Regions from separate parts of the Homo sapiens genome. Here region 1 is linked to region 2. A link is an interaction called in ENCODE POLR2A ChIA-PET data of the cell type or tissue named here. Cell type or tissue: K562. All regions are shown on one strand. Each heading gives the region's core, and the rest is flanking DNA. Links, peaks and the distances in the headings are about the cores only. Region 1 overlaps BAZ1B (bromodomain adjacent to zinc finger domain 1B). Region 2 overlaps MLXIPL (MLX interacting protein like).

What was found. Peaks named below come from ENCODE experiments on the same cell type or tissue, not always from the same donor. Only the 100,000 strongest peaks of a DNase experiment are listed, where the experiment ranks them.
Region 1: POLR2A ChIA-PET joins it to region 2 with 5 read pairs; 11 of 35 experiments call an interaction of 5 or more read pairs at or near these places.

What each region holds. Positions count from the first base shown.
Region 1 is chr7:73,491,444-73,506,703 of GRCh38, forward strand. It overlaps BAZ1B (bromodomain adjacent to zinc finger domain 1B), which reads right to left. Exons shown (of 20, transcript NM_032408.4): 4 at 7,054-7,255; 5 at 1,357-1,478. Among named protein-coding and RNA genes, the nearest start is that of BAZ1B, 23 kb to the right of the region's middle. In K562, for the core only: no CTCF peak of the experiment used is centred there; no DNase peak of the experiment used is centred there.
Region 2 is chr7:73,580,679-73,595,938 of GRCh38, forward strand. It overlaps MLXIPL (MLX interacting protein like), which reads right to left. Exons shown (of 17, transcript NM_032951.3): 14 at 15,164-15,260; 15 at 14,959-15,082; 16 at 13,596-13,725; 17 at 12,524-13,305. The coding sequence ends at 13,187. Among named protein-coding and RNA genes, the nearest start is that of TBL2, 9.7 kb to the left of the region's middle. RefSeq lists enhancers at 6,892-7,392, 7,393-7,893. In K562, for the core only: no CTCF peak of the experiment used is centred there; a DNase peak (open chromatin) is centred at 7,323; H3K4me3 peaks cover 150 bases.

The DNA.
Region 1 (15,260 bases), core at 6,652-11,651, 87 kb before region 2:
ACAAAATTAGTCAGGCATGGTGATGCATGCCTGTAATCCTAGCTACTTGGGAGGCTGAGGCTGGAGAATCACTTGAACCCAGGAGGCAGAGGATGCAGTGAGCCGAGATTGCGCCATTGCACTCCAGCCTGGGCAACAAGAGCAAAACTCCATCTCAAAAAAAGAAAAGAAAAGAAAAAAAAAATCCTAACAACCCAGCCAAGGCTTCTGATCACGAACCATAACACCAACAGTCAGAATGGAATCGGACTTGTCAGCATTCTGAGGCAGGAACAAAACAATGTAAATAAAGAAGCAAAAGATTTGGGTTACAATCCTTCCCATTTTCATTTACTGAATCAAGAATTTTGACAGTTATTAAACTTCTCAGGTCTTAGCTGTTTCTTCTGTAAAATGGTTATACCTGAAGACAAATGTGCATTGCCTTCCACACCCAGTCTCCTAATCCACCTTTCTAAGATTCTGCACATACAGGTGGTGTAGGAATACCTGAAAAGTAACATTCCATATTTCTTAGAATCTTAGTTCCAATCAGCAAAACGCTTTTTTTTTTTTTTTTTTTTTTGAGACGGAGTCTCGCTCTATGTTGCCCAGGCTGGAGTGCAGGGGCGCAATCTCAACTCACTGCAACCTCCGCCTCCCAGGTTCAAGCGAGTCTCCTGCCTCAGCCTCCTGAGTAGCTGGGATTATAGGCGTGCGCCACCACACCTGGCAAATTTTTTTTTGTTTTGTTTTTTGAGAAGGAATCTTGCTCTATCGCCCAGGCTGGAGTGCAGTGGCGTGATCTCCACTCACTGCAAGCTCCGCCTCCCAGGTTCATGCCATTCTCCTGCCTCAGCCTCCTGAGTAGCTGGGACTACATGCGCCCGCCACCACGCCCGGCTAATTTTTTGTATTTTTAGTAGAGATGTGGTTTCACCATGTTAGCCGGGATGGTCTCGATCTCCTGACCTCATGATCCGCCCACCTCGGCCTCCCAAAGTACTGGGATTACAGGCGTGAGCCACCACGCCCGGCCTGACTGCTCTACTTTTAACTGGGAAGAGTGATTTCCTTGGAAAGTCCATAACTGCTGGGAACAGATTCTTAATTTTCAAACTGAATTTCAAGCTCAAATGTAAATTACTTACACTCTACTAATTCCTATAAGAAAGAGGAAAAGCATGGTATCTTCTAGGAAAGAAAATATAATTTACATTAACTTGAAGTCATTAATTACTGTAACTACAAAACCACTCAGAATCTGCTGTACATTCATTTACATTTTTCTTCAGCACATTTTCTCCAACAAAAGCAACCCTATGATATTTTCTTAAAGAACATCTATCACATGTAAAAAGTAAAGTGTCAACTAACCTTATCTTCATTTTGTAGTTTCACATCATATTTGTGAGGCAGAAATTTTGGAGGAGCCCATTTCCTTTCTCCTTTTTTTAATGAAGTAGGAAGTTTTCGTGGCGATCTACGTGCTCTGTCATCTAGTCAAATCATAGAAAATTAGTGAAAAACGTAATTATTTTAATCCTTTTCATTCATTCATTAACAAGTCTTAACTGAACGTCTGCTCTTCACTAGGCACTGGGTGATGCAGTACAAAAATGAATCATAATGTCCTTAACTTCAAGGAGCTAAAGTCTATGAGGAGAGTCAGCAAGTAAATAACTACAATGTACTATAAATAACTACAATGTAGTAAACAGTGTAATAGAAGTTGGTAAAGAAAAACACTATGAGAGGCCGGGCGTGGTGGCTCACGCCTGCAATCCCAGCACTTTGGGAGGCTGAGGGAGGCGGATCACCTGAGGTCGGGAGTTCGAGACCAGCCTGACCAACATGGAGAAACTCCATCTCTACTAAAAATACAAAATTAGCCGGGCTTGGTGGTGCATCCCTATAATCCCAGCTACTCGGGAGGCTGAGGTAGGAGAATCACTTGAACCCGGGAGGCAGAGGTTGCAGTGAGCCAAGATCACGCCATTGCACTCCAGCCTGGGCAACAGAGCAAGACTCCGTCTCAAAAAAAGAAAAGAAAAGAAAAATACTATGAGAATACAGAGAAGGAATACCTAACTTAGTCTGGAAGGTAGGTAGAAAGATGAGTAAGAATATGACTTGGGCCAGGTGTGGTAGTTCACGCCTGTAATCCCAGCACTTTGGGAGGCCAAGGCAGGCAGATCCCCTGAGTCCAGGAGTTCGAGACCAGCCTGGGCAACATGGTGAAACCCTGTCTCTATAAAAAATACAAAAAATTAGCCAGGTGTGGTGGCACATGCCTGTAGTCACAGCAACTTGGGCGGCTAGGGTAGGATGGCTTGAGCCTGGGAGGTCAGGGCTGCAGTGAGCCCTGATCTTGCGACTGCACTCCACACTAAGAGACAGAGTGAAACCCTGTCTCCAAAAAAAAAAAAAAAAAGAGAGAGAGAGAGAATACGATATGACCTGTTCAGAGATTGCAGATTGCAAGCAATAAGGTGTGGTTAAATATGATGTATACTACAGTGAAAAAAATTCAAAAAGGTAAGCCAGGGCCATATTAGAAAGGGCCTTGTATACCATTTAAAGAGATTAGAATTTGTCTTGCTAGCACTAGAGAACCAATGACAGACTGTGGCTGTAACTAACTACGGTGCATTTTGGAAAGATCAATATAAAATGGGGCCCATCACAGTGGCTCGTGCCTGTAATCCCAGCACTTTGAGGAGCCAAGGCAGAAGGATCACTTGAGCTCAAGAATTCGAGACCAGCCTGGCCAGCATGGTGAAACCCTGTCTCTACAAAAAATAGAAAAAATTAGCTGGGCATGGTGGCACGTGCCTGTAATCCCAGCTACTCGGGAGGCTGAGGCAGAAGAATTGCTTGAACCCGGGAGGTGGAGGTTGCAGTGAGCCGAGATCATGCCACTGCACTCCAGCCTGGGCAACAGAGCGAGACTCTGTCTCAAAAAGAAGACGAACATAAAATGGAAAGTTGATACTGAAGATAAGGAAATTGGAAGATACAATGCTAAACATCTGAATTAGGCTGGGCACACAGGCTCACACAGGTAATCCCAGAACTCTGGGAGGCTGAGGTGGGGAGACTGCTTGAGCCCAGGAGTTTAAATCAAGCCTTAGCCACATGGTGAGACCCTGTCTCTAAACAAACAAACAAAAAAAATTAGAAAGGTGTTGTGATGCACACGTGTGGTCCCAGCTACTCAGGAGGCTGAGGCAGGAGGATCACTTGAGCCTGGGAGGTTGAGGCTGCAATGAGCTATGATCACACCACTGCACACCAGCCTAGACAACAGAGCAAGACCCTGTCTCAAAAATAAACAAACATCTGAACTAATGTAACTGTAATACAGAAGGAAAGAGAGTCAAAATTCTTCCAGTTCGTGACCAACTAGACGTGAGAATGTTAAAGGTATTTTAACTTTTCTGCCTTAGACACTAGGTGGATGGACGGTGAGCCAAGTAAAAGAATGAGAGAACAATTCTTGTTTACCTGCCTTGGGATACAAGAAGAGTGAAGTCAATTCAGCTTTACACATGTTGAATCTAAACTGCATAAAGGAGGGGCCAGGCGTGGTGACTCACGCCTGTAATTCCAGCACTTTGGGAGGCCAAGGTGGGCAGATCACCTGAGGTCCAGAGTTCGAGACCAGCCTGGCCAGCATGGTGAAACCCCGTCTCTACTAAAAATACAAAATTAGCTGGTTGTGGTAGCGTGCTCCCATAGTCCCAGTTACTGGGGAGGCTGAAGCAGGAGAATCACTTGAACCCATGAGGCGAAGGTTGCAGTGAGCCAAGATCGTGCCACTGCGCTCCAGCCTGGGTGACAGAGCGAGACTCCGTCTCAAAAATAAATAAATAAATAAATAAATTGCATATAGGACAGGCAAGTAAAGATCAAGTCTACAGTTAAAAGTCTGACCCAGGCTTGGAAATCACCAGGCTACAAACAGTTAAGAATTCAAACTGTGCCATGAATAGCATATAACATTACACTATGCAAACTGAAAAACAGAAGGCAAAGAATAGAATCCTATGGAAAAAGTCAAAGGAATGGCAGGGAAGGAAGGAAGTAAAGAAACCGAATAGCTGGAGCACTAGGAGACAGTGGTATCAAGCTAAGAGATATGAGTGACCAACAGTATTAAATGTAACAGATACAGCACTATTCACAATAGCAAAGACACAGAATCAACTTAAATGCCAACAATGGACACAAGAAAGAAAATGTGGTACACATACACCATGGAATACTATGCAGCCATAAAAAAGAATGAGATCATGTCCTTTGCAGCGACATGAATGAAGCTGGAGGCTATTATCCTTGCAAACTAACACAGGAACAGAAAACCAAATACTGCATGTTCTCACTTGTAAGTGGGAGCTAAATGATGAGAACACATGGACACATAGAGGGGAACAACACACACTCAGGCCTTTTAAAGAAAAACAACTAATGGGTACTAGGCTTAACACTTGGGTGATGAAATAATTAATCTATGCAACCAAGCCCTATGACACAAGTTTACCTATGCAACAACCCTGCACTTCTACCCTTGAACTTAAACGTTAAAAAATAAATAAATATTAATAAATATAACAGAAAAGTCCAACACAGGCCAAGAAGAAATCTCTGCTTTTGACAATTAAGAGGACACTTGTAAACTTAATAGGAACTATTTCAGGAATATAGAGGCAGAAGTAAGACCACAATAAAACTGATGTTCGGAAAGCAGAGAGAATATTCCTAACCAAAACACTTCTCAACCTCAAGGAATTGCAAGTAATGCCCTTATTACAAAACTTCAGTATCAAAAAGAAGAGGGAAACTGGAAAATACAGACGTTAGCATTCACAATACAGGAGAAAACAAACTGAAGTATCAACAACTTGGGATGGACCAACTACAATGACACTCTCAGAAGTTTGCTTCGAACTACATTAAGAAAGTACCTCAAAAACCATCTGCACAGATCCAAAACATCTAGACACACAAAATAGAATGGGAGACAGACAACATCACATTCTAATGCAAAGTTTGTACCAGTTAAATAGTAAGCTAACATTTGATCCTCTAATACTCATGCGGAGGGAGACCAATACACACCAAACACTTGGTGCACCTACATTTTTGGAGACAACAATAATCAAGTCCAGTCAAATTCTTTATTAATGAAGGCCTCAGAGGCTGAACGGTCTTCCCAGTGAGCCAAATCTCAATTGTTCAAATTTAAAAACATTATTGTTAGAGTCTCCAGGTCCCTAGGACATCATAGTTTCAGGATTTTACCTGCTCCCGTGTGAGAGGGACTTAGATTACAGATTATGGAGAGAAAAAAGTGCAACTGACCCTTGAACAGCATGGGGGTTAGGGCTCTGACCTCTCCTCCTCTCGCAGTCAAAAACCTGTGTATACAGCCAGGCACAGTGCGTCATACCTGTAATTCAGCATGAGGCCGAGGCCACAAGGAGGTCCAGGCTGCACTAAGCTGTCATCACAACACTCCACTCCAGCCTGGGGGCAACAGAGTAAGACCCTGTTTCAAAAAAAAGAGGTCAAGGCAGGAGGATCGCTTGAACTCACGAGTACAAGACCAGCCTGAACAACATCGTGAGAACTGACCTCTACAAAAAAAAAAAAAAAAAACCTACAAAAATTAGCTGGGTGTGGTGGTGCATGCCTACGGTCCCAGCTACTTGGGAAGCTGAGGTGGCAGGATCGCTTCGGCCAGGAATGTCGAGGCTGCAGTGAGCCATGATCGTACCACTGCACTCCAGCCTGGGTGACAGAGCAAGACCTTATCTATGAAAAGCCAAAAAAGGACACTAGGACAATTAGCACTTTACTAGAGAGATGAACTAGCATCACATAAAATGACTGAGGTCACTTCAACAGCAACAGGAGGTCATTAGGAAATGATTACAGTAGTATAGTACGTACTACAGTTCATTTTATTGTTATTATTTAATACTGAATCTTCATATTTTTCTTGACTGAGAATGGTGCCAGGTATGGTCTGTGTAAGTTTTGATAAATTTTAACTTTTTATAATAGATTTCTGTATATATTTTATGGTAGCAAATGATAGACTAGTATCTACATGTATTTTATGCATTTATGACATACCTAACTCTTTGTTCTTTTTTTACAATATTTCTAGGTTACTCAGTTCGTCTCTGAGTTTCTTCAAACTGTCACAAGCCTCCAAAGAATTTTCCAATACATTCATTGAAAAAATATTGAGAGATGGGTTAAGTGCCATAAAAAAAAGAAAAAGAAAAATTCCATTCATATGTGGACCTGTACAGTTCAAACCTATGTTGTTCAAGGGTGAGCTGTACCTAAAACCATCACATTGGCTTATAATGTGAAGATCAGGGTTAGAATTTGCTCTTCCTACCTTGATCACCCCCCAATACATAAATACATATTTCCACTTCAAGACGAAAGGAAAGCAGACTTTCCTTGCCATCTTGAGTAGCTAGCAATGTGCACACAGCTTTTGTGTTTTGTTTTTTTTTTTTTGAGATGGAGTTTTGTTTTTGTGGCCCTGCTCTTGTGGCACAGACTAGAGTGCAATGGTGCGATCTCAGTTCACTGCAAACTCCACCTCCTGGGTTCAAGCGATTCTCCTGCCTCAGCTTCCCGAGTAGCTGGGATTATAGGCACCCACCACCACAAGCCGCTAATTTTTGTATTTTTAGTAGAGACAGGGTTTCACCATGTTGACCAGGCTGGTCTCGAACTCTTGACCTCAGATGATCCACCCTCCTCAGCCTCCCAAAGTGCTGGGATTACAGGCATGAGCCACGGCACCCAGCCCTGCATAGAGCTTTCTAAGCAACTAGAGGAAACGACTTCCCAATGGTCTTAATTATTTAGGGATATTCAAGTGTTTCATGTTGTGGACATTTTAGTTGTTCTATGAATCATAAATGAACAAAATCATGTCTACATAAAAAATCACACATTTAGTTGCTAGAGAACCCTAAAAGATGTGTTCATAATAAAATAAACAGGATCTCATAAAACACTAAGGAAAGCTAATATCAAACATACTAATACTCTCTCTCCTTCCTTCATCCTCTTTCACAACTGTCTCCTTCTTCTGATGGTCCTGAGCAATCTGACTGGAGTTCTCTTTGTCACTTGATGGAGAATCACAGGCACCATCAGATTTCTTCTCAGTGGCCTCTTCATCCACTTTCTCCAAAGGATGAATCTTCACAATCTTCACCTTGAGCATTTTCTCCTTCCCAACCTATAAAGGAGGTAGTAGAGAAAATCAGAGATAATAAACACCCAGAAACCTGAAGATGTTTAGAACATATCATCCAATATACATGCCTCCTCAACTAACAAAAGGTGATTGAAACAGTAAAGTATCCAAGTACAATGAAGTGTTTTCAACTTTTTTTCTCAGACTTCTAGGTTGAAATATGACAGCCTAAAAAAATGAAATAAATGATCACAATCTAGGTTCATGATTCATGTAAAATGCCAATATACAAGGCCAAAGGGCAATCACTGTACCAGCCTAAAATATGTGAATACAGTTCAAGAATTTACATTTTTGTATGTATTTACTTATTATTATTTTTTTTTTGAGACACAGTCTCTCTCTGTCACCCAGGCTGAAGTGCAGTGGTATGATCTCGGCTCACTGCAACCTCCGCTTCCTGGGTTCAAGCCATTCTAACCTGCCTCAGCCTCCGGAGTAGCTGGGACTATAGGCACGCACCATCGTGCCAGGCTAATTTTTGTATTTTTAGTAGAGACGAGGTTTCACCATGTTTGCCAGGCTGATCTCAAACTCCTGACCTCAACTGATCTGCTTGTCTCAGCCTCCCAAAGGGCTGGGATTACAGGCGTGAGCCACGGTGCCTGGCCTACATTTTAAAAAAAAGAAATCAACTGTATATGGATATACAAATGTTCCAGAACCATTTGTTGAAATAACACCTTTCTCTACTTAATTACCTTTCCACCTCTATCAAAAATCAACTGTGTAGGGCCAGGATTACAGGCATGAGCCACCATGCCCGGCCAGACCCAGGAATTTGAGGCTAGCCTGGGCAATATAGGGAGACCCCATCTTTACAAAATAAAATAAAATTAGCCAAGCATGATGGCGTGTTCCCATAGTCTTAACTACGGAGGAGGCTGAGGCAGGAAGATCGCTTGAGCCCAGGTTTTTGAGGCTGCAGTAAGCTATGACAGTGCCACCACACTCCGGCCTAGGTGACAGGGTGAGACCCTATCTTGGGGCATTAGAGGGCTGCGAACCACTGCTATGTCCTCTTGACAAACTGACTCATTTTTTTCATTATAAAATGACTTGCTACTTCTTTATCCCTGGTTATATTCTTTAATCTGAAATCTATCCTCTGATACTTACATAGCCCCTTCAGATTTCTTTTGACTTATGTTAACATGGCATGTATTTTTCCATTCTTTCACTTTTATTCTATGTGTTTCTCTCTTATACACAGCAATACCATTTGGTCTTGCTTTTTCTGCCCAAAATGAGTATTTCTACTGTTCTGTTATTGTTTTAAAGAAATGAGATTTTTGTTATGTTGCCGAGTCTGGCCTTGAACTTCTGGGCTCAAGCAATTCTCTCGCCTCAGCCTCCTAAGTAGCTGGGACTACAGGCACACACCACACCTGGTCAATGTCTACCCTTTAATTGAAATGTTTAGATTACTTATGTTTAATATAATTATAGATATATTTAAGGTTTATTTGCTTTTCTATTCAGCCTCAACAAAACTAAAAACTGCTCTTCAAAAAATACTGTTAAGAAAACAAAAACACTGGCCAGGCATGGTGGCTCATGGCTGTAGTCCCAGCACTTTGGGAGGCCAAGGTGGGTGGACTGCTTGAGCCCAGGAGTTCAAGACCAGCCTGGGTAACATGGTGAAACCTCATCTCTACAAAAAACACAAAAAAATTTGCCAGGCGAGGATGTGGTGCATGCCAGTGATTCCAGCTACTAGGGAGGCTGAGGTAAGGGGATCACTTGAGCCTGGGACGTTGAAGAAGAAGGGAGTTATGATTGTGCACCGCACTCAAGCTTGGGCAACACAGCGAGACCTTATCTCACAAAATAAAAATAAAAATAAAAAAACTCTACAAAGCTTTTCCAATGCTCATTAAGAGTTCAAACCAAGCCGGGCACAGTGGCTCATGCCTGTAATCCCAGCACTTTGGGAGGCTGAAGTGGGTGGGTCACCTGAAGTCAGGAGTTTGAGACCAGCCTGTCCAACATGGTGAAACTTCGTCTCTACTAAAAATACAAAAAGTAGCTGGGCATGGTGGCGGGCACCTGTAATCCCAGCTATTCAGGCAGCTGAGGCAGGAGAATCAGTTGAACCCGGGAGGTGGAAGTTGCAGTGAGCCGAGATCGCGCCATTGCACTCCAGCCTGGGCAACAAGCAAAACTCTGTTTATAAAAAAAAAAAAAAAACAGAGTTCAAACCATTTTTGCAAAGCAACCCTTATGATAAATCCAAAACCAAAAACAACAGAGTTCAAGGCCGGGCGCAGTGGCTCACACCTGTAATCCCAGCGCTTTGGGAGGCCCAGGCAGGCGGATCACCTGAGGTCGGGAGTTCGAGACCAGCCTGACCAACATGGAGAAGCCCCGTCTCTACTAAAAATACAAAATTAGCTGGGTGTGGTGGCGCATGCCTGTAATCCCAGCTGCTCGGGAGGCTGAGACAGGAGAATCGCTTGAACCTGGGATGCGGAGGTTGCGGTGAGCCAAGATCACGCCATTGCACTCCAGCCTGGGTAACAAGAATGAAACTCCGCCTCAAAACAAAACAAAACAAAACAAAAACAAAAACAACAGATTTCAAACCATGACCTAACCTTTGACAACCTGTACAAGATCTAGCCCTTGGCTACCTGATACTACCATTCCCACCATCCTCCCTCCTTCTGTAGTCCAACCACACTGATTTTTCTCTGTTCTTCCAGTACAATGGTTTTCCCAGTACAGTACAGGGGTAATTATGTCATACCTCTTTTCCTTTCTTTCCCCGAGACATATGGCAATGTCTGATTTTCACAGCTGAGAGGGTGCTACTGGCATCTAGTGGATAGAGGCCAGGTATGCTGCTGAATACCCTACAATGCACAGGACAGCACCCACTAGAATCATCTGTCCTAAAGTTTGTAATGCCAACGTTGAGAAACCCCGTTCCTGACCATCAAGTTCCCTTCTGTCTAAAGGCCTTCACACACCCTGTTCTCTCTCCCTGAAATACTCAATGCCCCCTTCTCCCATGGATATATCCTACTCAACCTACAGGCTTCACCTTAAATGTTGCCTCCTCAGAGGAGCTTTACTGGATCAACACCAATTCTGGTTCTAAGCTAGATTCCCCTGATTATAAACTTTAATAAATACTCTGTGCTTTTCTTTCATAGTTCTTATCAAGAATTTTTTTTTTTTTTTTTTTTTGAGACGGAATCTCACTCTGTCACCTAGGCTGGAGTGCAGTGGTGCAATCTTGGCTCACTACAACCTCCACCTCCTGGGTTCAAGCAATTCTCCTGTCTCAGCCTTCCAAGTAGCTGGGACTACAGGCACGCGCCACCATGCCTGGCTAATTTTTGTATTTTTAGTAGAGACAGGGTTTCACTATGTTGGCCAGGCTGGTCTTGAACTCCTGACCTCGTGATCTGCCTGCCTCGGCCTCCCAAAGTGCTGGGATTACAGGTGTGAGCCACCGCACCTGGCCTCATCACCAATGCTAAACACACAGAAACAACTGTGGATTTTGGTCACTACTGTTTTTCCAGCACCCAAAACATGCTATCTACATAGCCGGTCATCAATAAATATCTGGGATAAACCCCTCTATATTGGGACAATGTTTGTGGCACGCTTCCAATGTCCATCATATCTACTTTTTTTTTTATCACACTTAGAGTGCAAAACATTTTTATAAATAATGAACACCTGTGTACCCACCATACAGGTTAAAATACTTAACATTAATAGTGGCCAGACCCAGTGGCTCACACCTGCAATCCCAACACTTTGGGAGGCCAAAGCAGGAGGACTGCTTGAGCTCAGGAGTTCAAGAACAGCCTTGGCAACTTGGTGAAACCCCATCTCTACAAAAAATACAAAAATTAGCCAGTGCCTTTGGACTGTAGGATGAGGAAAAAAAAAAAAAATACAATTAGCCAGGCATTATAGCTACAGTCCCAGCTACTTGGGAGATTGAGGTGGGAGGATGGCTTGAGCCTGGGAAGTGGAGGTTGCAGTAAGCCAAGGTTGTGCCTCTGCACTCCAGCCTAGGCGACAGAGCCAGACCCTGTCTCAAAAAAGAAAAGAATATTAACAGTACCTCAGAATCTCCCAGTAAGCCTACGCACAGGTGGAAACAACTCTCTCCTCTCCTCCTGACAGTGATAACAAACATTCTGAGTTAGTTTTGCCTGCTTTGAGCCTTCTATAAATGTAATCATACTGTATTCTTCTGCGACTTCTTTCAAGTTCACATTTTTTCTGCTATAGAGTATTGTGTGGCTTAACAATTTGTTTATCCATTCAACTACTGATGGCTACCTGGGTTATCTCCTCATTGGACTACTATGAACAATTCTATTAATATACTTACACAGATTTCCTGCGGCAAAACTGAGGGTAAATACTCAAGCAAAAATCCTTAGTCAAAGGGTATGTATAATAACCAATTGTATTCAGCAATGCCGAGTGCTTTCCAAAATATATGTGCTATTTACACTATAAGCAATTCCACATTCCTGTCAAAACTTGGCAGCAAGTTTTTTTCTTTATTAATCTGATGTGTATACATTATCTCACTATGGTTTCGATTAGATTTCCTGCATTATTGATGAGTTTAAACATATTTTCATGTTTATGGACATACATACTTCCCTAGTATCTCTTCCCTTTCCTCTTTTTTTTGTTTTTGAGACAGGGTCTTGCTATGTTGCCCAGGCTGGAGTACAGTGGTGCGATCATAGCTCACTGCAGCCTTGAACTCCTGAGTTCAAGCGATCCTCTTGCCTGTCTTCCAAGTAGCTGGGACTACAGAAATGCACCACCATGCACGGCCAATTTTTATTATTTTTTGTAGAAACAGGGTCTCCCTATGTTGCCCAGGCTGGTCTCAAACTCCTAGCTTCAAGCCAACCTCCCGCCTCAGCCTCCCAAAGTACTGGGATTACAGGCAGGAGCCATTGGGTTCAGCCCATCTTTCCTCAAACATTTCTTCTTTCACCTTGCAGATGTGTGCAAAATATTTTCGTTTTGCCATGTCAATTCCATTTCCATCCTTCTCTACCTGGCTCTATGCTTAAATAGGCTGACCTTTACAGCCTCCACCAAGACTCCCCTTGCCCTCTAGATTCTGGTGAGTTCAGTTCATAGGGAGCATGAGCAGAAAACCAGGAGATGGAAGTAAAGCATCCTTGGGGTGTTTATTTCCAAATGCCTCCCTAGGAGGATGGTTACAGTTACAGTTTTCTCTCACTACCATAGTACTCTTCAACAACAGCAGCTACTCTTTTCTAGTTCCTGTACCCACTCCCTCCCTCTGCTTCCTTGGGGTTTAGAAATGATAAAGTCTTCCCCAACTGCTGATAGGTATGAGGCACTCAACCTTTCCTTGTTAAGTTTTCCTTAACCCTGATCAGACTGCTGTCTGCTGTCAACAGCCCCTTTATTAAACTCAATTCAATTACATTTGAGTATGCCATCTGTTTCCTGCCAGGACACTGACTGATATAAAGTATGTGATTAGAACCCACTAATGGTCAGCCACAGTGATTCATGCCTGTAATCTCAGCATTTTGCCAGGCCAAGGTGGGAGGATCATGCAAGTCCAGGAGTCTGAAACCAGCCTGGACAACATGGCAAGACCCTGTTTCTCTATAAAAAATAAAAAACTTAGCTAGGCGGCCAGGCGTGGTGGCTCACATCTGTAATCCCAGCACTCTGGGAGGCCGAGGCGGGTGGATCACGAGGTCAGGAGATCGAGACCATCCTGGCTAATACGGTGAAACCCCGTCCCTACTAAAAATACAAAAAAATTAGCGAGGCATGGTGGCAGGTGCCTGTAGTCCCAGCTACTTGGGAGGCTGAGGCAGGAGAATGGTATGAACCCGGGAGGCGGAGCTTGCAACGAGCCGAGATCGCGCCACCGGACTCCAGCCTGGGCGACAGAGCGAGACTCTGTCTCAAAAGAAAAAAAAACTTAGCTAGGCATGGTTTTGAGTGTCTACAGTCCCAGCTACTCGGGAGGCTGAGGTGGGAGGACTGCTTGAGCCTGGGAGGCTGAGGCTGCAGTGAGCTATGATCACACCACTGCACTCCAGTCTGGAAGACACAGCAAGACCCTGTCTCAATAAAAAACAAACAAAGAAACAAAAACCCCACTAGTACTGCCAGACATGACAAATAAAAAAGAACTAGCTAGGAGATAGAAAGGAGTCAGAGTAAATTATTGAAACAAAGAAAGAACAAGAACTTTGAAACCAGAGAGACAGGTGTGAATCTTGGCCCCATCAAGTACTGGCTATTGTAGCACAAACTGCTGCTGAGCTAGCTACCAAGCTATTCCCTCCCTCTTCTCTCTTGCCAGCCTGTCTCTTTTGAGACTTAAATACAAAGGAAGATACTCTCTTTCTCAGCCCCCGCTGCAGCTCTGGGTGGTTATGTAAGCCAAGGTCTAGCCAATAACATGTAAAGATAAAGGGTGGAGCTTTCTATTTTATGCTTCAAGAAAGATTTTTCCAGATATGCTTCTGGAAAGATTTTCTTAGCCTGCTTTGATAAGTATTCCCTCACTCTGAATACAGTCACATTTTTTCACAACTCAGGGGACAGCAAAGCTAAGGACCAGAACTCAACACACTGAGAAGAACAGAACAGAAAGACAGAGAAAGTCTAGGTCTTGACAATAGTATTCAGCCTCTATACCAAACTTGGAACTATCTAAGACTTACTACATGAGATAATCACGTCTGTCTTGTTTAAGCCAGTACTACTAAAGTGTTGTACCTCATGTAACAGCATCACTACCACCCTGCAGACTGTTAGAACTGAAAAATGTTAGGTCTATCCTAGACCTTCTGAACTCTCAAGGAATGGGCTGAAGAACAGTTCAAGCATGATGGAGAAGCAAATTAAACATTTGTCCTGAGAGGGAAAAAAAAAAAACAGTTCAAGCAATTCTCCCACTTCGGCCTCCCGAGTAGCTGGGACTACAGGCATGCACCACCATACCTGGCTAATTTTTGTATTTTTTGGAGAGATAGGGTATCGCCATGTTGGCCAGGCTGGTCTCAAACTCCTGACCTCAGGTGATCTGCCCACCTTGGTCTCCCAAAGTGCTGGTACTACAGGCCTGAGCCACCATGCCCAGCCAAGAACGCATTTTCAGTAGCTTAAGTATCACACCAAAGTTTGAGAACTACGGACTATTATTACAATTTCGCTACATAACGGCTGAAAGCACTCATAACTAGTATGTATCAACCTCAACATGTCATTTAAATGTACAAGGCTACCTACCACTTCAAGATTTCCGTGCAAATTCTGCAAGACATTATGTAAAGCAATTAGCCCAGTGTCAAGTACATACAGATAGATATTTAACAACTGTTTAGTTTTTTCTCCTGAATCTTACTTTCAGCTGTTACAAGATTATACAGGGATTGCTTTAGTGTTCGGTATCACTTTTGTAATAGTTATCCTTTAGCTATTTTGACTGGATAATTAAAAAACAAATAAGGCCGGGCGCACTGGCTCATGCCTGTAATCCCAGCACTCTGGGAGGCCGAGACAGGTGGATCACAAGGTCTGGAGATTGAGACCATCCTGGCTAACACAGTGAAACCCCGTCTCTATTAAAAATACAAAAAAATTAGCCGGGGGTGGTGGTGGGCACCTGTAGTCCCAGCTACTCGGGAGGCTGAGGCAGGAGAATGGCGTGAACCCAGGAGGCGAATCTTGCAGTGAGCTGAGATCATGCCACTGCACTCCAGCCTAGGCAACAGAGCGAGACTCCATCTTAAAAAAAAAAAAAAATTTAAGTAGAAAAAGTCCAACTCTCATTACAGCGAGGACTTGGATTAAACATGTCTGAGGCCGGGCGCAGTGACTCACGCCTGTAATCCCAACTCTGGGAGGCTGAAGTAGGCATATCACCCGAGGTCGAGAGTTCAAGACCAGCCTGACCAACATGGAGAGAACCCGTCTCTACCAAAAATAAAAAATT
Region 2 (15,260 bases), core at 4,304-9,303:
GCCTCTAATCCCAGCTACTCGGGAGGCTGAGGCAGGAGAATCACTTGAACCTGGGAGGCAGAGGTTGCAGTGAGCCAAGATTGCTCCACTGCACTCCGGCTTGGGTGATAAGAGTGAGACTCCATCTCAAAAATAAATATAAAATAAATAAAAAAAGAAAGAAAGAAGAAAACTTCTTTTAAAATAATTACAGCCGCCAGGCACAGTGGCTAAAGCCTGTGATCCCCAACACTTTGGGAGGCCAAGGTGGGAAGATTGCTTGAGCCTAGCAGTTCAAGACCAGTCTGGGCAACATAGCAAGACCCCATCTCTATAAAATAAATAAATAGGCTGGGTGTGATTGCTCACACCTGTAATCCCACCACTTTGGGAGGCCCAGATTTTAGCCCAGGAGCTTGAGCCCAGCCTGAGCAACATAGTGAAACCCCGTCTCTACCAAAAACTACAAAAATTAGACGAGCGTGGTGGCACATGCCTGTGGTCCCAGCTACTTGGGAGGCTGAGGCAGAAGGATCACTTGGACCCGGGAGGTGGTTTTGCAGTGAGCCGTGATTGCATCACTGCACTGCAGCCTGGGTGAGGGTGAGACTCCGTTTCAAAAAAAAAAAAAAAAAAGTTAAGGCTGGGCACGGTGGCTCATGCCTGTAATCCTAGCACTTTGGGAGGCTGAGGCAGGCGGACCACCTGAGGTCAGGAGTTCGAGACCAGCCTGGCTAACATGGTGAAACCCTGTCTCTACTAAAAATACAAAAATTAGCCTGGCATAGTGGTGCGCACCTGTAATCCTAGCTACTCAGGAGGCTGAGGCAGGAGAATCGCTTGAACCTGGGAGGCGGAGGTTGCAGTGAGCCAAGATTGTGCCACTGCATTCCAGCTGGGGCGACAGAGTGAGATTCCGTCTCAAAAAAAAAAAAATTAGCCAGACATGGTGACATGTGCCTATAGCCCCAGCTAACTGGCAGGCTGAGGTGGCAGAATCACCTGAGTCCGGGAGGTCGAGGCTGTAGTGAGCTGTGATCGTGCCACTGCACTGCAGCCTGAGCAACAGAGTAAGACCCTGTCTCAAAAAAAAAAAAAAAAAAAAAAAAAGATATAAAGATGCACAGTGGTTTGAAAAAGTGAACAGGGAGGTCTCATGGACTCTTCCTCTCAGTTTCCTCCAGTAGTAACATCTTGCATAACTGCAGTGTAATATCAAAACCAGGAACTTGACATTGATGCTATCTACAGAACTTATTCAAATTCCACCAACAAGGAGACAATCTGAAAGACTTATTGGTAGAATTTGGGTTGAACAGTCATGCTCCGTGGGTGTCCCAGTCCCAAAGCCCAGAGTGAGTCGAAGTACCAGAGTTGGAGATTCCTGCTGCAAACATTTCCATCCCCACCCAGGAGCCTGCCTTCCTGACAGTCCAGGCCCTTCGGCAATAAAGGACCCTCTGAGAACAGTGGCCGCTGCAGAGGCTAGATGACAGACAGACACACCCACAATCTTGGGGGAGGAAATGGATCCAGTCAGAGAGCAAATGGAGCAGCCTCATTTCCTTCCCTTTTGTCCTTTGCGGGAAACTGGCATTGACTCAGCTGTGGGCAGTGGGGTAGGGAGGGGTGCGAGGGGGTGTCTAGAGCATCCTGAGGCTTGTCCTCCCTATCTTGCTACTTAGGACTGTGGGCCCAGCCATAAGCCACTTTCTTCACACCATCTACAGACAAGCTACACTTTTCAAAGTATTTATTTATTTATTTATTTTGAGACAGAGTCTCACTGTGTTGCCCAGGCTGGAATGCAATGGCATGATCTCGGCTCACTGCAACTTCCGCCTCCCGGGCTCAAGTGATCCTTCTGCCTCAATCGATCATCCTGCCTCAGCTCCCAAGTAGCTAGGACTACAGGCATGCACCATCACACCCAGCTAATTTTTGTGTGTGTGTTTTGTAGAGACAAGGTTTCACCATGTTACTCAGGCTGGTCTCGAACTCCTGAACTCAAGTGATCCTCCCGCCTCAACCTCCCAAAGTGCTGGGATTAAAGGCGTGAGCCACCAAGCCTGGCCAAAGATGCACTTTTAAGAAGAATTTCATTTACCAAGCATTTTGCATGTGACATTTATTGATCCAGGAGCATTTTTTTAATAAAGAGAGTCTCACTGTGTCGCCCAGGCTGGAGTGCAGTGGCGCAATCACAGCTGATTGCAGCCTGAAACTCCTGGGCTCAAGCAATCCTCCCACCACATCCTCCCAAGTAGCTGGAACCATAGGTGCTCACCACCACACCCAGCTAATTTTTGAATTTTCTGTAGAGACAGGGTCTTGCTATGTTGCCCAGGCTGGTCTCTAGAACTCCTGGCCTCAAGCAATCCTCCCGCCCTCAACCTCCCAAATTGCTGGGATTACAGGAGTGAGCCACTGCACCTGTTTGATCCAGGAGCTTTGCGTTTCATTTCACTTGCTCACATTCCCTTCTCACAGATGAGGAGACTGATGCTTTAGGAAGTTAAGTGACTTTCCCAAGGTCATACAGGTGGAGAGTGAGCCTGGGGACAAATACATGTCCTGTCTGGCTGCAATCTGTGGATGTGGGGTAAGAGGAAGAAAGAGTAGCCTCTCTTTGTACAGCTCAGTTGAGGCTACCAAATTCTTTCATATCCTTGAATTCAGTTGGCCTTTAAGACAGGCCATGTTATAATTTTAATTTTTAAGCAGATGGAGAGAAACACTAGGCTTACATCAAATAATATGCCCAAGGTCAACAAGGAAGCAAGGGAAATAACCCAGGTCTACTACAGGATCCATACTCGGGCAGGGCACTGTGGCTCACGCCTGTAATCCCAGCACTGTGGGAAGCTGAGGCAGGAGAATCACCTGAGCCCAGGAATTTGAGACCAGCCTGGCCAACAAAGTGAGACCCCATCTCTACAAAGTAAAAAAATTAGGCGTGGTGGTGCATGCCTGTAGTCCCAGCTACTCAGGAGGCTGAGGCAGGAGGATTGCTTGAGCCCAGGAGTTTGAGGCTGCAGTGAGCTGTGATCACACCACTGCACTCCAGCCTGGGCTACAGAGTGAGATCCTGTCTCAAAAAAGAAAAAAAAAAAATCCATGCTCCTCCCAGCAAGCCACTCTGGCTGTGGCGTGGCCTTGCTCTTACTCTCAAGTTTTATGTAGCCCAGTTGGAAGCCAAGACTGATACGTGGAAGGACAACTGAGGACACACAGCGGGACTCAGGAAAGCTGAATGCATCAGGAAGCAGGGGACTTGCCAATGGATCTTGAGGGGCAGTGAGACTTGACTGTAGCTTCAGGGATGGGCATTTAGACAGGTGAAACAGCACGAGGGAGTGCTACATGGAAAGCGAGAACCAGCCGAGGTACGGAGGTGGAAGTAACTGATTCTGACTGGGCACGGTGGCTCATGCCTGTAATCCCAGCACTTTGGGAGGCCGAGGTGGGTGGATCATCTTGAGGTCAGGAGTTCAAGACCAGCCTGACCAATATGGTGAAACCTTGTCTCTACTAAAAATACAAAAATTAGCCAGGCGTGGTGGTACGCGCCTGTAGTCCCAGCTACTCAGGAGACTGAGGTGGGAGAATCACTTGAACCCAGGAGGAAGAGGTTGCAATGAGCCAAGATTGTGCCACTGCACTCCAGCCTGGGCGACAGAACAAGACTCCATCAAAAGAAAAAAAAATAGAAGTAAATAAGGAGACAGGAGGCCAGGCACAGCGACTCATGCCTATAATCGCAGCCTGTGGGAGGCTGAGGCAGGAGGATCACTTGAGGCCAGGAGTTTGAGACCAGCCTGGGCAAAGTAGCAAAACTCCATTTGTATAAAAAAAATTAGCCAGGTGTGGTGGTGCACACCTCTAGTCCCAGCTACTCAGGAGGCTAAGGCAGGAGGAGGATCGCTTGAGTCCAGGAGTTCAAGGCTGTGGGTAAGCTATGATCATGCCACTGCACTCCAGCCAGGCAACAGACCTGTCTCAAAAAAAAGAAAATTGAGAGGCCAAGGCAGGCAGGTCACTTGAGGCAGGAGTTCAAGACCAGCCTGGCCAACATGATGAAACTCTGTCTCTACTAAAAATACAAAAAGTTAGCCAGTCATGGTGGTGCACATCCGTAATCCCAGCTACTCAGGAGGCTGAGGCAGGAGAATCACTTGAACCCGGGAGGTGGAGGTTGCAGTGAGCTGACATTGCATCACTGCACTCCAGCCTGGGTGACAGAGCGAGGCTCTGTCTCCAACAAAAGAAAAAAAAGCAAAAAGAAAAGAAAAAGAGACAGGAATCCCTAAGCTTGCCTCCCTCATGGGTTGATCACACCTTTCAAGAGCAAAGCAAGATGAGTCCCAGGTACCACTGGAGATTGAAGACTTTTAGGGATGTGAGGGGAGGGAGGCTATGGAGAGAAATGAGGCTGGAGGGAAAGCAGGGTTGGATCACAAAGCACCTCGAACACCTGCCCTGAAGCCTGGCCTTGTCAGAGGCAAACAGTAGCCAAAGAAACAACTGAAGCACACGAGCTCCAACTTGTATTGTCTGGAGTCCTCCCTACCTCTGGCCTCTCTACATTAGGTGAAATGGTAACTTTCCACCTTGTTTAAGTAGTGGTTCTCAAAGTGAGGTCCCTGGACCAGCAGCACTAGGAATGCAAATTCTGTTTTTGAGACAGCGTCTCACCCTGTGGCCCAGGCTGGAATGCAGTGGTGCAATCATAGCTCACTGCAGCCTTAAACTCCTGGGCTCAAGTGATCTTCCTGCCTCAGCCTCCTGAGTGGCTGAGACTACAGGCCACCGTACCCAGCCAGGAATGCAGATTCTTAGACTCCATCCCAGACCTGTTACTTGGTCAGAAACTCTGGAGGTGGGGCCCAGCAAGCTGTACTTTTTTTTTTTTTTTTTTTTTTTTGAGACAGTCTTGCTCTGTCGCCCATGATGGAGTATATTGGTGTAATCTCAGCTCACTCCAACCTCCACCTCCTGGGTTCAAGCGATTCTCCTGCCTCAGCCTCCCAAGTAGCTGGGACTACAGGCACACACCACCACACCCAGCTAATTTTTGTATTTTTAGTAGACAGGGTTTCGCCAAGTTGGCCAGGCTGGTCTTGAACCCTTGACCTCAGGTGATCCATCTGCCTCGGCCTCCCAAAGTGTTGGGATTACAGGTGTGAGCCACTTGCCTGGCCCTCTAGCTGATCCTTAACAAGCTCTCTAGTTAATCCTGATGCATGGTACAGTTTAAGAAGCACTGATTTAAACTAATTTGAACCCCTACATGTAATTTGCAGCTCAAAGCCTCTATTACAGTGGTTCTTGACCATGGCTCCATATTGGAATCACTTTGAAGATGCTGATGTCTAAACATCATACTGGCTGGGCATGGTGGCTCACATCTGTAATCCCAGCACTTTGGGAGGCAGAGGTGGGAGGATGGCTTGAGGCCAGATGTTCGAGACCAGCCTGGACAATATAACAAGACAAAAAAAAGTCTGTAGAGTCTCTACGAAAAATTTAAAAATTAGCCAGGCCTGGTGGTGCATGCTTGTGATCCCAGCGTTTGGCAGGGGCTGAAGTGAGAGGATCACTTGAGCCCAGAAGGTTGAGGCTGCAGTGAGCTGCGTTTGCACCACTGCACTCTGGTCTGGGTGACAGGATGAAACCCTGTCTCAAAAAAAAAAAAAAAAAAAAAAGTAAAGCCACCACGTTTATTTTATTTTATTTGTTTTTGAGACAGAGTCTCATCTGTCGCCCAGGCTGGAGTACAGTGGCGTGATCTCGGCTCACTGCAACCTCCGCCTCCCAGATTCAAGCAATTCTTTTGCCTCAGCCTACTGAGTAGCTGGGATTACAGGTGCCCACCACGCCAGGCTAATTTTTTTTTTTTTTTTTAGATGGAGTCTCGCTCTGTCGCCCAGGCTCAAGTGCAGTGGCGCAATCTCAGCTCACTGCAAGCCTGCAAGCTCCGCCTCCCGGGTTCACACCATTCTCCTGCCTCAGCCTCGCGAATAGCTGGAACTACGGGCGCCTGCCACCAAGCCTAGCTAATTTTTTGTATTTTTAGTAGAGACAGGGTTTCACCATGTTTTCCAGGCTGGTCTCGAACTCCTGACCTCAGGTGATCCACCAGCCTTGGCCTCCCAAAGTGCTGGGATTACAGGCGTGAGCCACCATGCCTGGCCCACATTATTAATAATTAATGCATGTTTAAGTTTGAGAAGCTGTTCACTGTAAGGGATACAGGAGGCTAATGCACATGTATGGAAGAGGCGATGTCCTATTGGACCAGGGCGGTGGCTATGAAGGTAGATGTTCAATTGGCCAGGCTTCCGTCCTCAGTGACAGCTAGCGCAGGGCAGCGGGGTGTGTGGAGGAGCTGAAGATGATGGTTTCCAGCTTGCACAAGTGTCCGGGTGGTGGTGCCTGTGCCAGGGCTGGGGCACACTTGGAGGACCAGGTTTGAGTGGGAAGATTATGGAAGTGGTGAGTTCTGTATTGGGATCCGTCAGTGTTAAGGGAGCTGCGGAGCGCTCAGAGGGAGAAGTTAGGGTGATGGTCGGACATGTAGTTGTGTAGCTCTGGGGAGACAGCGAGGCAGATACAGAGTCGGGGTCCTCTGCAGAGAGGCTGAAGGGGATGAGATGGCCTGGGGCTTGCCAGAGAGCAAGAAGGGAATGGCTAAGGAAGGGACAGGCCTAGAAAGAGGCTCACACAGCAGGACCTGGGAGGGCATTGGCAGGGAGGAGGAAAGGAGAGCTTGGCAAGAATTCTGTTTTGTTTTTTGTATTTTTGAGACAGGGTCTCTCTCTGTCGCCCAGGCTGGAGTGCAGTGGCGCAATCATAGCTCACTGCAGCCTCGAACTCCTGGGCTCAGCCTCCCGAGTAGCTGGGGGTACAGGCCCATGTCATAACACCCAGCTAATTTTTTTGTAGAGATGGGGTCTCACTATGTTGCCCAGGCTGGTCTCTAACTCCTGGCCTCAAGCAATCCTCCCGCCTTGGCCTCCCAAAGTGCTGGGATTACAGGCATGAGCCACCGAGCCTGGCCGAGAATTCTGGACTCCCAGGGAAAGAGTGGTTTAAGACGGAGGCCCAAGGGCCGCAGAAAAACCAGAATAGCACTATGAAGCAGGCACTGGATTTCGCAAGGAGCGGGTCAGTCAGAGGTGAGCTCAGTGACAGCAGAGTCAGCGCAGGGGTGAAGCTGGGGTGTGAGGGTGGAGGAGGAGCCCAAACGTGGGGAGCCAAGAGGGGAGAGGGAAGAGAGGAGGGAGAGTGAGCACGTGTAGATGACTCTTTCAAGGGAAGAAGCCATCTGGAAGGGACACGGGGTCAAGGGGATGTTTGATGGGGAACTTCTGGCCGCGTGGGAGTGAAAACAGCAGCGTATACACTGCCTGGACCCTCCCTTGCGGTGAGCCACGGCCAGCCTGTCTGCAGCAGCAAAGAGCATGCGTGAAAGGCTGGGCGCACCTGCCACCGTCACAGCAGAGAAGCGGCCAACGGCAGACGAAGGCAGTTGGGTGGGCACTGCTGGGCTGCTTACCAGCCCAGCAAGCTGAGTCAAGGGACCGAAACTGTCTGTGTCTCAGTTTCTCACCCGTAAAATGGGGATGCTGATAATTATTACAACTCATTCTCATTCTTACATAGTGTTATATATTTATAATATATATTATATATAATGTATATAATTATATAATATATATAAAATATATATAATGCCCTGTAGCTTCCATGCCTCGGTTCCAGCTCTGCCTTCTTCTAACTCTGAATAATAACTATATATTATATATATTATAATATATAATTATATATTATATTATATATTATATTATATATTATATATAATTTATATGATATATATTATAAATTATATATATTATCTATTATATATAATTATATTTATATGTATTTAATACGTATATATAATTATATTGTATATTTATAATATATAATTATATATTACATATTATATATTATACATATATACTATATTATAATTATGTATTTATATCGTAATATATAATTATATTAATTATAATATATAATAAATTATATTATATATTTATAATATATTTATACATTATAAACAAATATGTACTTTATTTGTTAAAGTATATATTATATATAATTTATAGATAAATTAGATATAAATTAAATATAATATATTTAACTTATATATTATATATAATCTATATATTATAAACAATATATTTTATATATTTATATATTTATATTTATTATATATTTATATTATAAATGTATTTATATTATAAATACATTTATAATATAAATATAAAATACATTTATAATATAAATACATTTATAATATAAATATAAAATACATTTATAATATAAATATAAAATACATTTATATTATAAATATAAAATACATTTATATTATAAATATAAAATACATTTATATTATAAATATAAAATACATTTATATTATAAATATAAAATACATTTATATTATAAATATAAAATACATTTATATTATAAATATAAAATACATTTATATTTATTAATATAAAAATAAAATATATTTATATTTAATATAAAAATAAAATATATTTATATTTAATATAAAAATAAAATATATTTATATTTAATATAAAAATAAAATATATTTATATTTATTATAAAAATAAAATATATTTATATTTATTAATATAAAAATAAAATATATTTATATTTATTAATATAAAAATAAAATATATTTATGTTTATTGATATAAATATAAATATATTTATATAGTTTTATTGATATAAATATAAAATATATTTATATAGTTTTATTGATATAAATATAAAATATATTTATATAGTTTTATTAATATAAATATAAAATATATTTATATAGTTTTATTAATATAAATATAAAAATATATTTATATGGTTTTATAAATATAAAAATATATTTTTATAAAATGTAATATATTTATATATTATAAATATAAAACTATATAGTTATAAAATGTAATATATTTATATATTATAAATATAAAACTATATATTTATAATATATAAAGATTATATATAATATATAAAGTATATTGTATATAAAGATTTATATAATATATAAAGTATATTGTATATAAATATTATATATAATATATAAAGTATATTGTATATAAAGATTGTATAGGTTATACAAATTGTAATATATAAATTAATGTAATATTATATATTATATATAAAGATTATATAGATATGGCTGGGCGCAGTGGCTCACGCCTGTAATCCCAACACTTTGGGAGGCCAAGGCAGACGGATCACGAGGTCAGGAGATCGAGACCATCCTGGCTAACACGGTGAAACTCCGTCTGTACTAAAAATACAAAAAATTAGCCAGGCGTGGTCGTGGGCAACTGTAGTCCCAGCTACTGGAAGGCTAATGCAGAAGAATGGTGTGAACCCGGGAGGCGGAGCTTGCAGTGAGGTGAGATCCCGCCACTGCACTCGAGCCTGGGTGACAGAGCGAGACGCCGTCTCAAAAAAAAAAAAAAAGATTATATAGATATATAGATTAACATATAATTATTTAATCTTTATTCTCTATATAAAAATTTATATATAATCTATATCTTTATATGTAGAATATATATTAACTCATACATATTTTATATAAACTATAAATATAATATAATATATAAAAATATATTAAATATAATGTATAAATATAATCTTTGTATATTATTAAACATAATATACAAACATAATATATATATAATATATAATTATTATCCCCATTTTACAGATTTATAAATATATGTATAAATCTGTAAATCTCTATATGTGTATATTTACCCTTTTAGGTTCTCACAGCAAGCCTACGAGGTAGGTGTTGTGAGGATTAAGTGAGTTAATATACATAAAGTGGCCAGGTGTGGTGGTTCATGCCTGTAATCTCAGCACTTTGGGAGGCCAAGGCAGGAGGATCCCTTGAGCTTGGGAGCTGAAGACCAGCCTGGGGAACTTAGTGAGAACTTGTCTCTACTAAAAATAAAAATAACAACAACAACAAAAATCTAAAGTGCTTATAGGAGTGCTTGGCACATAGTCCATACTAGATCTGCGGGCAGCGATTCTCCTTCTTCTTATGCACGAACGAGAGAAACTGAAAACCTATGGAAGATACTTTAGGCTGTTTAAATCCTGCAAATGGGCCAGGCACGGTGGCTGCCACCTGTAATCCCAGCACTTCAGGAAGCCTAAGGCCAAGGTGGGAGGATCACTTGCGGTAGGGAGTGTGAGACCAGCCTGGGCAACATAGCAAGACCCTGTCTCTATGAAAAATAAACATGAATACATCAGTCCTGCAAATGTCTCCAGAAGGTCTGAAACGTGAGAGGATTCCAACATGCCAGGCTGGAATGTCAGCTCCACAAAGAGAGAGATACTGTAGTGAACAGCATCTGCAGAGCCAAGACCACAGCCTAGTCCATAGCAGGCACTCAGTAAATATTGGGGCCTCTGAGGCCTTCTACCCCAGCCCCATCTGAAGGATCAGTTTTTTTATTTTTTGTTTTTATGTTTTTTTGAGATGAAGTCTCACTCTGTCACCCAGGCTGGAGTGGAGTAGCGCAATCTCTGCTCACTGCAACCTCCACCTCCTGGGTTCAAGGGATTCTCCTGCCTCAGCCTCCCGAGTAGCTGGGTTACAGGCACCTGCCACCATGCCCGGCTAATTTTTTTTGTATTTTTAGTAGAGACGGGATTTCACCAAGTTGGCCAGGCTGGTCCGGAACTCCTGACCTCAGGTGATCTACCCGCCTCGGCCTCCCAAAGTGTTGGGTGGCGTGAGCAACCGCACAGGCCGCTGTCAGTTTTTTCTAAGACATCCCAACTAAGTGGCCATCCACTCTCTGCATGCATACCTCTCATAGCGGGGAGGTCACTACCCTCCATACCTGCCCCGCCAAGGGAGCACATTCTCCTTCTGGGTGGTTCCAGTGGATGCCCTGTCGGTTCCACTCCTTGGTCCCAGCTCTGCCTTCTTCCAACTCTGAAGGTAGCGAGCCTCTCCAAACTGTCTCCTGGCCATGGAGGGAGGAGCTCCAGGAAGCAAATCTATCACCTCTCACCTGGATGACTGCAACTGTCCTCTAACTGGTCTCCCTGCATCCACCTAGTCTCAACTCAGCACCCAGGGGATTCCTGTAAAAAAGTTACATCTGGCCAGACGCCATGGCTCATGCCTGTAATCCTGGCACTTTGGGAGGCCAAGGCGGGAGCATTGCTTGAACCCAAAAGTTCAAGACCAGCCTGAGTAGCTGGGATTACAGGCGTGTGTCAGCACATGTGGCTAATTTTTGTATTTTTAGTAAAGACCGGGTTTTGCCATATTAGCCAGGCTGGTCTCGAACTCCTGACCTTGTGATCCGCCTGCCTCGGCCTCCCAAAGTGCTGGGATTACAGGCGTGAGCCACCACACCCGGCTGCTGACTCTATTCTTATAAGAAAAATTTTTTTGTCTGGGCGCGGCAGCCTCACACCTGTAATCCCAGCACTTTGGGAGGCTGAGGAGGGCAGATCACAAGGTCGGGAGTTCAAGACCAGCCTGACCAACATGGTGAAACCCCGTCTCTACTAAAAATACAAAAATTAGCTGGGCATGGTGGTGCGCACCTGTAATCCCTGCTACTCAGGAGGCTGAGGCAGGAGAATCGCTTGAACCCGGGAGGCGAAGGTTGCAGTGAGCCGAGATTGCGCCACTGCACTCCAGCCTGGGCAACAGAGCGAGACTCTGTCTCAAAAAAAAAAAAATTTTTTTTTTTAAAGTTACATCTGGCAGGGCGCGGTGGCTCACGCCTGTAATCCCAGCACTTTGGGAGGCTGAGGTGGGTGGATCACAATCGTGGTCAGGAGATCGAGACCATCCTGGCTAACACGGTGAAACCCCGTCTCTACTAAAAATACAAAAAAAAAAAAAATCAGCTGGACGTGGTGGCGGGTGCCTGTAGTCCCAGCTACTTGGGAGGCTGAAGCAGGAGAATGGCATGAACCCAGGAGGCAGAGCTTGCAGTGAGCCGAGATCGGGCCACTGCACTCCAGCCTGGGTGACAGTGCGAGACTCCGTCTCAAAAAAAAAAAGTTACATCCGATTTTCTTTTATTTATTTTTCTCTTTTTTATTACTGAGATGAGGTCTATGATCCTCCCGCCTTGGCCTCCCAAAGTGCTGGGATTACTGGTGTGAGCCACTGTGCCCAGCCTTTTTTGTTGTTGTTATTTGAGACAGGGTCTCACTCTGTTGCCCACTCTACAGTGCAGTGGTGCTATCATAGCTCACTGCAGCCTCGAACTCCTGGGCTCAAGCGATCCTCCTGCCTCAGCCTCCTGAGTAGCTGGGACTACAGGCGCTCGCCACCACTACATCTGATCTTGTCCCACCTCCACTCAAAGCCCTCCAGCTGCTTCCAGCTCAGAGTAAATGCCCAGGCCCTCTGCAAAGCCACTTCCCACTGCCAACAGGCTCTCTCTCCATCCCAGTGTGAGACACTGACCAGCACACCAACAAACCAGCAGACAGTTTTTGCTTTTATTGGTCAAGAATTCTTTACAAAACCCACACACACACATCCACACACACACACACACATGATGCCTGCCCTGCTGTGGTCACTCTGGCCCTGGTGTCTCCTGGGATCAGGCCCTCCTGGCCTCTCCCAGGGGAAACCATCCTGCAGCCCCTCTGGGTCAGCAGTGAAGGAGCAGAGAGAGGGAACCTCCTTTTCTGCTTCTCTGCTCAGGAACAGAGGTCTGTGCCCCACCTGTCGGGGAGCAAGTGGAGGTGACAGAGAAACAGCATCCTCCTCTTTCCACCGTTGAGCCCCCGGAGTTGCCAGCCTAGGCCCCCAATGTCACAGCTGCCAAGGCCTGGGGGTCATCTGCTGATTGAACCTTCCCCATCCCCATTTTGCAGATTGAAACACAGCGGTCCAAAGACAGCGGACGAGTCACCCAAGGTCACGGTGCTGGAGCACAGTGGCAGAGCAGGGACGGGGACTCTGCTCTTCTTGACCTCCAGGAGGTGGCAAGTGTGAAACCTGGACCCTGCTCCACCCCCCAGGGAAGGGCAGAGCCAGGGCCTGGGGCAGGAAGGGAGTGCCCAGAGATGATCCCTGGAGCCCGTGCCCAGGGAAAGCAGCCCCCAGGGCAGCTGAGTGAGCAGCAGGGTCTGGCCAGGACTATAAAGGTTTGCCAAGGGTGCCCTCTGTGACTGCCCGTGTGGCTTGCTCAGGGATGCGGCCCGGGTCGGTCAGGATACTGGTAGATGTGCCCAGCTGGCGTAGGGAGTTCAGGACAGCTGGGTGGGAGACAGAGAGAGAGAGACAGACACTTCCTGGGGTCAGGGCCCTACCCTTGGATGTGGAACCAAAGGGATAGGGGGAGGTATTAGTTGGCAAGACTGTCACCCCCTCCTAGAACCTCTGTCTACAGGCGTCTGGTGGCCAGAGGACCATCTGGGGGATGCGGGGTGGCCACAACCCTAGGCTGTGTTGATGGCAAGCTGGATGTGGGATCTAAGCAGGGTGGAATGCTCCCTCCACCCCCGAGGCTGGGTCCCTCTAGCAGGCAGGGAGATGGCTCACGTACTTGGCCGGAGAGCGGGCAGAGAGCAGTACTGGTCCAGCCAGGCCAGTGAGGTCTGGCGGAGGGTGTGCACACTTGCCGTGGACACCATCCCGTTGAAGGACTCAAACAGAGGCCGGATGAGGATGCTGAACTGGGCCCAGGTCAAGGAGCTGCCTGTGGTCCAGCTGGTCCCCCCACACCACGTGGAGCCCTGATGCCCAGTTCAAACCAGGGGAAGAAAGGGCCTGGACACTGTCTAACGTTGAACCCCAATGACTCATGTTGCAGCCCCTACTTCTTCTTTTTTTTTTTTTGAGACGGAGTCTCGCTCTGTCACCCAGGCTGAAGTGCAGTGGCACGATCTCAGCTCACTGCAACTTCTGCCTCCCAGGTTCAAGCAATTCTCCTGCCTCAGCCTCCTGAGTAGCTGGGATTACAGGTGTGCGCCACCACACCTGGCTAATTTTTGTATTTTTAGTAGAGACGGGGTTTCGCTATGTTGGTCAGGCTGGTCTCGAACTCCTGACCTCGTGATCCACCCACCTCAGCCTCCTAAAGTGCTGGAATTACAGGCGTGAGCCACTGTGCTCGGACTTTTTTTTTTTTTTTTTTTGACAGAGTCTCACTCTGCTGCCCAGGCTGGAATGCAGTGGCACAATCTTGGCTCACTGCAACCTCCACCTCCCAGGTTCAAGCTGTTCTCCTGCCTCAGCCTCCCGAGTAGTTGGGATTACAGGCACATGCCACCACGCTTGGCTAATTTTTGTATTTTTAGTAGAGATGGGGTTTTGCCATGTTGGCCAGTCTGGTCTTGAACTCCTGGCCTCAAGTGATCCACCTGCCTCGGCCTCCCAAAGTGCTGGGATGACAGGCGTGAGCCACCGCACCTGGCTTGCAGTCCCTACTTCTGTCCTGCCAAGACCTTCCCAGCTCTCTGCCTCTCAGTCCCCTCCTCCTTGCCCCTCCACGGCCCTTACTGTGTGCTGAACCATCCCCCATCCCTGAGCTCCCTGCCTGGGCTCAGTCAAGAACTTGACCCCTGAGCCAGATCAGGGAGTGGATTCCAAGTCTTCTGTAGTCCTCACTCCAGAGTTCAGATTCTCCCAAACTGCCCTCGGGGCTTCCTGAGGTCAGGGCCAAGGCTCCCCTTACCCAAGGACTCCTCCCTCAGTTTCCCTCTCTGCTCCCAGCCCCCCATCCCTGGGCAATTTTGCTGGCCAAGATGGCCAGGGCATGGAAGCAGGGGGCAGAGCCAGAGCCTGTCACCTGGGAGCAGCTCTGAGCCTGCCCGGCCTGGAGAGCTAGGCCTCCATCCCAGGCCCAGCCTGGTCTCACCCTGCCACAGCCCCTGCAGCCCCCCAGCCATGGGCTTGAGGGAGGATACCACCCAGAACTTCCAGTTGTGCAGCGTACGGGTTCGGACGTAGTCATCAAACATGTCTCGCATCTGGTCAAAACGCTGGTGTGTGATGGGTACCCCTGTGGCGGGCAGCTGCTGCTGGCACAGGCTGGGGGCAGGGCAGGGGTCAGGGGCTGGGGGTAAGGCGGCATGGCCCCCTGGTCCCAGCACCCGCCTGGACCCTGCCTACTTAATGGCGGCATTGAGCTCCTCAATCTCATCCCGCAGCTGCTGGGCCTCCTCCTGCAAGCCCGCACGCTCCTGCTGTAGCATAAGGATGTACTCAG